Regions from separate parts of the Homo sapiens genome. Here region 2 is linked to region 1. Evidence: read pairs that join two places in POLR2A ChIA-PET (ENCODE). Cell type or tissue: PC-3. All regions are shown on one strand. Each heading gives the region's core, and the rest is flanking DNA. Links, peaks and the distances in the headings are about the cores only. Region 1 overlaps JAZF1 (JAZF zinc finger 1). Region 2 overlaps LOC105375211 (a long non-coding RNA gene).

The links. ChIA-PET counts read pairs that join two places held together with the same protein. Peaks named below come from ENCODE experiments on the same cell type or tissue, not always from the same donor. Only the 100,000 strongest peaks of a DNase experiment are listed, where the experiment ranks them.
Region 2: POLR2A ChIA-PET joins it to region 1 with 5 read pairs; 2 of 35 experiments call an interaction of 5 or more read pairs at or near these places.

What each region holds. Positions count from the first base shown.
Region 1 is chr7:27,831,293-27,834,217 of GRCh38, reverse strand. It overlaps JAZF1 (JAZF zinc finger 1), which reads left to right. Exons shown (of 5, transcript NM_175061.4): 5 at 1,242-2,925. The coding sequence ends at 1,418. Among named protein-coding and RNA genes, the nearest start is that of TAX1BP1-AS1, 92 kb to the right of the region's middle. In PC-3, for the core only: no CTCF peak of the experiment used is centred there; no DNase peak of the experiment used is centred there.
Region 2 is chr7:27,713,706-27,716,630 of GRCh38, reverse strand. The region is part of intron 2 of LOC105375211 (a long non-coding RNA gene); the gene reads right to left. Among named protein-coding and RNA genes, the nearest start is that of TAX1BP1, 25 kb to the left of the region's middle. In PC-3, for the core only: no CTCF peak of the experiment used is centred there; no DNase peak of the experiment used is centred there; H3K27ac peaks cover 398 bases.

The DNA of each region.
Region 1 (2,925 bases), core at 184-2,683:
TAGCATCGACAATGTGCCAGGCACTGTGCTAGGTATTCATGAGACAACAGCAGGGAGCTGTTTTCTGGGAGCTCTTTGAAGGCATCCCATGAAGAGTGGGAACAATTTGTGTTGGAATCCTTCAGTTGGGCAAGGGACTGGCTCTAGCAGGACTGGATTTAGGTAATATTTTAGGAAACAGCTCACTCTCCTAAAATCTGTGCTTTTTGTTTCAGGCTGTCTCTTCTGTGTTCCCTTACTCTCTAATCTGGCAATTGCTGACTTGGAAATTAAGACCTATCTCAAATACCACACGTCCGCCGTCCCTTCTTAGATCTTCCACCAGTTACTTACTACCCTCAAGCCCATTTCCTCACCATTTAATTGGGATGAGGATTACTGGTGGTTAAAACTGTAGAGAGTGACTCTTACATAGAATACGGAATCTTACATAGAATATGCTGGTGAACTAGCAAAACCGACAAACAGAAATTTAGAAAGCATTTTGATAACTTTAGTATCCAGATGCTAAGAAGTCCAATCTTAGTGACTAACATTATATAACCTTAAATTTTTAAAGTTCATTGTATGTTTGGAATGTAATACTTAAGGTAAGGACTAGTCTGACTACAGGTGCTTATTAAACATGTACAACTGTACGGCGGGGACAAGATTTGGGCAACAAGTAGCTCCCACAGTGGCATCAGAGATACTGGCTTAGTGCAGAGCAGAAAACTGACAAAAACTCTGGTTAAGGCATGGTAGGGAACTGTTAACACAGTTATCTAGAAGCAAGCTGTAAATTGAGTTTCCAAATCAAAAATTTCTATATGTTAAACTTTTGGGATATGCCCTGATGTTTTTCTTTAGAAAGATATTTTGTTGGTCATGCTGAGGATATTTGTGTAGGATTGTTCACTGTTAACTTTCTTTAGAGTGGAAAAGATTCAGAGGATTTTCTTTATACAGTCTGTAAGTCCTAAATATATATTTTATATAAAATTGGAAGAAATCAGTACTTTCATTTTCAGAGTAATTGAGGCACATCTGAAATTTTGAGTCAGCTGTGTGTGTGACCATCCGTACAGCCCATGACCGACACACCAGAATGTCCTTGAAGGGTCCCAACTGGAGTCCTTGCAAAAGACTACACTCTAAACAGCTGCCATCCAGGAACTGCAATCCAGACCCAAATTGAGGTTTCCGAAGTTTGACAGGTATCCTGTGAATCCATGTAATAAATATTTTTGTCTTCTCCACAGAATGTGAATGGCATAAAGTATCACGCTAAGAATGGTCACAGAACACAGATTCGTGTCCGCAAACCATTCAAGTGTCGCTGTGGGAAGAGTTACAAGACAGCTCAGGGCCTGCGGCACCACACAATCAATTTCCATCCCCCGGTGTCGGCTGAGATTATCAGGAAGATGCAGCAATAACATGCTGGTCATAACTGTGCCAAGAAATCCTCACCAGCAGTTGCTGATTTTGAAAACAGCCACCTTTTTTCAGGGGAAGCATTCAGCAACCCTTTAAAGAAAAAGAATTAAATGCATGCTTTAAATTTTTTCTGTAATTTTGGAATGATGTATCTTTGTAGAGTTAATGATTTTGTACATTTGCACATGTAATCATCATACCCATTTTCATTACTTTGATATAAGGTGCTAAACAAAAAAAGCTCTAGGTTCTTCAGCACATTTCCCCCAAAACAAAATAAAATTGAGGGCATGTTGCATATTGTTGAATTGTATTGCGGTGGTATCAACCTGGGGGGAGGAGGGGCTGGCACTGAGATTTTTTTTTCAAGATTGTAATGTGATTGAAGTTTTCAACACATCAACTCACATATGTTCAAAACCAAAATAATACCTTCATTATCAAACTGGTTACCATGCCTTACATAATGGAGTTAGTATTTGTGAGTAGAAAGACTTTAGGTAATGGAAATATAAATAAGAAAGAATGTTTAACATAATATGCTAAAAATATTTTCATATTTAAATAACATACGTAAAGGTGTGCTTTCTGTGTTTTATATTATCTTGCAAATCCTTTTGCCCTTTAAAAAGCTGAAAATCTTGCCATCTGACTTACTAGTCATTTTAGTGTTATAAATGGCATTTTGTACAAAATAGTCTATTCAGTTCGTTCATTCATTTAACACACATTGATTGAGTGCCTGCTGGGTACAAGGGATTCAATTTATGCCTATTGATATCTGCGGACCAAGATACCCATTTAGTGAAATACTTTTTTCCCTGAAATCTGTTAGAAAAGACTTTGAAATACTTCAGTGCAAAGTGTGTGTGTGTGAAGTTTAGTTATATCTTCATCTTCAGATGAAGTTTTAAAGCACTTTGTAGTTCTCTATTGCCAACAATTTAATGTTTATGTGTTGCCAATTCTTGCAACCACTGCCCTACCAAACCTGTGGGTTGCAAATCAGAACTAAAATTCTAAGCACGTTTCAAAGATGAACACTTTTGTTAAGACCCCTATTGCCTCTTCTTCATGCTCATTTTTTACTTTTTTTAAAAGGTACTTTTCTCATCACATTGTAGAGAGGTCTGCATTCTCATTGGAAATGTCTGTTTAGCTTTATAAAACAAACACTTTGCTGAAATAGGAAAATGAGCCTTATTGACAATTAAGTGCTTCTTGCAGCAGGTGGTCAAAGAAAAGCATGACTAATACGACCTATTAGAGTAATCTACATCTGGACCATTCCTTAAGTTTTTCCTCACCGACAGTACCATCATGCCTTGAGTGTTCTTTTCTCCCAAGTGCTATTCCTTAAACACGAGAGTTTACCAGTTGCCTAATAATGCAATAAAAAATGCTTTGAGATAGCTAACTGCCCATAAAACAAACTCAAATTGCTTATAAAGTTTCTTCCCATGTTCCCATTTGATGAAAAGTCTTACATCACATATAACTGGGAAG
Region 2 (2,925 bases), core at 125-2,624, 120 kb after region 1:
TCTTGAAATTGACAATTTGTCATATCTCAAAATGCCAAAACCTTGGACTAGTCTGAACTCATTTAGTGGCAAATTATCACCTGAACTGATGTCAGGCTATTTAAAATCTATTTAAACCATTTACTGTTACTATTTATACATTTCACTGCAGAAATATGAATGTGTTTGATTAGAAGACTTTGCTCCAGACTCCCTGGAGGTGCTATAATATATAGAATTACTATTCTAAAGTCCAAAAACTTCTGAATCTTAGAATATGGTTGGCCCTACAGGTTTCAAATAAGAGATTGTGGAACTAGAATCGCTATCACTAATTTAAGAGATACCGTAGGCTGCAGCTATTAGCCTTTTGACTATCTCATTTGATTCTCACATCAACCCTATGACTGAGATAAACATATTTCTGCACCTTTGCTGTTCAGTATATATTTCTGCACCTATATGTTCAGTATATACATATAACCGAAAGTTAAATAAGATTTTTCCTGTCACCTCTTGATTGCTGGGAAAACCCCAAAGCTGAGAACATTGGATCCTAAAACTGAGGAAAATAGGTGCTTGTACTTCCCATTCATAATTCTCAAGAAATCCTTTAGCTGTGTGGTGAGTTCCCTCTCTTCACCACGCTTCTTTTGTGCTTCTTCCTTCTCCATTCCCAACCCAAGCCACATGAGGAGGACAGTAAGAGAATCTCTGGTAAATTTGTACATTTGGAAAGGGCCTGTGAGGAGAGAGTCATTCCCCGGCTGAAGTTATAATTATGCCCTGATATTGCTGATTTATCCATTATGCCCATTTGAGCATAAGGAAAAAGAAATCAGGGAGTGACAACAAGGAAGGGAGACAGGACAGTTTAGGAGCAGGCTGCTCCCTTGCTGAGGTAGTAGGACAGCTGCACTCAAAGAGGGCACCATGTTAGCCTTAGCTGGTAAAACACAAATAGGTCAGTGGAAACAGTTGTGTGTTTTGGTTTTATTTTTTTGTATGAGTAATTTGTCAGATTTCTCTTGGGCTTGGCAAGGATCTGAGTGGACCCTGATGAAGACAGATAGGCTTGAGCCATCTTGGAGGTGCCCCGCCCAAGAGGGCTGCCTGTGGGGCAAAAGGACCCAAGATCAAGGGGCGGCAGGACTGGAAAAGAGGGATAGGAGAGGGGGTTGGTGGATTTTAAAAAGCATCAGGCTAGCTTCTCTCTAGTCAGAGAACTAAACAGTGGGGAGGACCCCTATAGCAGTCCCCAGAGAACCCTACATATGCTCCACTGGATGCCTGTTTTGCAGAGACCATCTACAGCCAAGAGGGGACAACACAGCAAGGTTAAGTAAAAAGATGTTCGCCATTTTTCATTGCCCTCTCCCTTGCAACGGTACATGGAGGAGAAAAGGACCCAGGAGTGTGTGTGTGCAGATGGGTCGCCCTTTTAAGCTTCTCACATTTTGAAATCCACTGTTAACTCCATGCCCACCCCCATCCCATCACATCCTTTCCTCTACCCTTGGCAGAGAAACTCTCTGGCTCAGACATGAACAAAAGAACATTGTTATCTCAGCACAGTAAAGCAAGCTGGAATTTCCCAAAGGAATATGATTGAAGATAAAAGAACGTAAAGAAAACACAAAGTTCATAAGTACAGTGAGGCTGAGAAAGCACAGATTTCTCCTCCTACAATAACCAAACAGCACTAGGCTCTCACCAGTGGTGTCCACACCCTCCTGAGAATCCCATCCAGTGAAACTGTATCTCAGATCACCCAGATACTTTCACTCCACATCCTTCTTAGTCTTCATGCCTTCTTAGAGGGAGGTTTGAAGGACATCCTGGCTGGATAATAGGTGATACACACATGGATAAAGAAATAGTACTGTTTCTTAGCTTTTGAGTCTGATAGACCTGAGTGACCTTATGAAAATTACTTCACCTCTCTGAGCTTTTTATCATCCATATAGCACCTATTTCATAGTTATGAAACATTCACATAAGTGCCTGCATATGATAAATACTCAAAAAAGTTTCCTATCTGCAATGGACTGAATATATACCCCCCGCTCCACACCCTACATTCATATATTGAAATCCTAGCCCCTAGTGTGATGATATTAGGAGGAGGGACCTTTGGGAGGTAATATGTCATAAGGGTGGAGCCCTCATGAATGGCATTAGTGCCCTTATAATGCCTTCAGAGAGCTCTCTTGTCCTCTTTCTGCCTTGTGAGAGTCCATTGAGAAGTTGGCAGTCTGCAACCTGGAAAAGGGCCATCCCGGAATCAACCATGCTGGCACCCTGATCTCAGACTTCCAACCTCCAAAACTCCATCAAGTAAATCTCTGTTGCTTCTAAGCCATTCAGTCTATGACACTTTGTTGCAGCAGCCCTAACTGACTAAAATGCTATCATCATCATTATTATTACTAGTATTAATGATATCATCATGGGAAGACACCACCTGGCTCTGTCTTCCTTCTCTCTACATTTATATGTATTAATTTCCTCATTCTTTCTCACATTCCTCCTACCCTCATGGGTAGGTAAAGTTTATTTCTTTTTCCTTTAAACTGATCGCCCTGTTGATTGAATAAACTATATCATAGATTTGTTGGAATAAGCTATATCAAACTCATCAATCCACCCCTAGGCGAAGCTTGGCTTCTTTACCTACAGTGCTAGCCTGGCATCTGGACTTTAGTATAATGACACAATATTACATCCCAGGTGATAAGGTTTGGCTCTGTGTCCCACCCAAATCTCACGTCAAATTGTAATTCCTAATGTTAGAGGAAGAACCTGGTGGGAGGTGATTCCATCATAGGGGTGGATTTCCCCCTTGCTGTTCTTGTGACAGTGAGTGAGTTCTCACAGGATCTGGTTGTTTAAAAGTGTGTAGCAAGGCCGGGTGCGGTGGCTTATGCCTGTAATACCAGCTGTTTG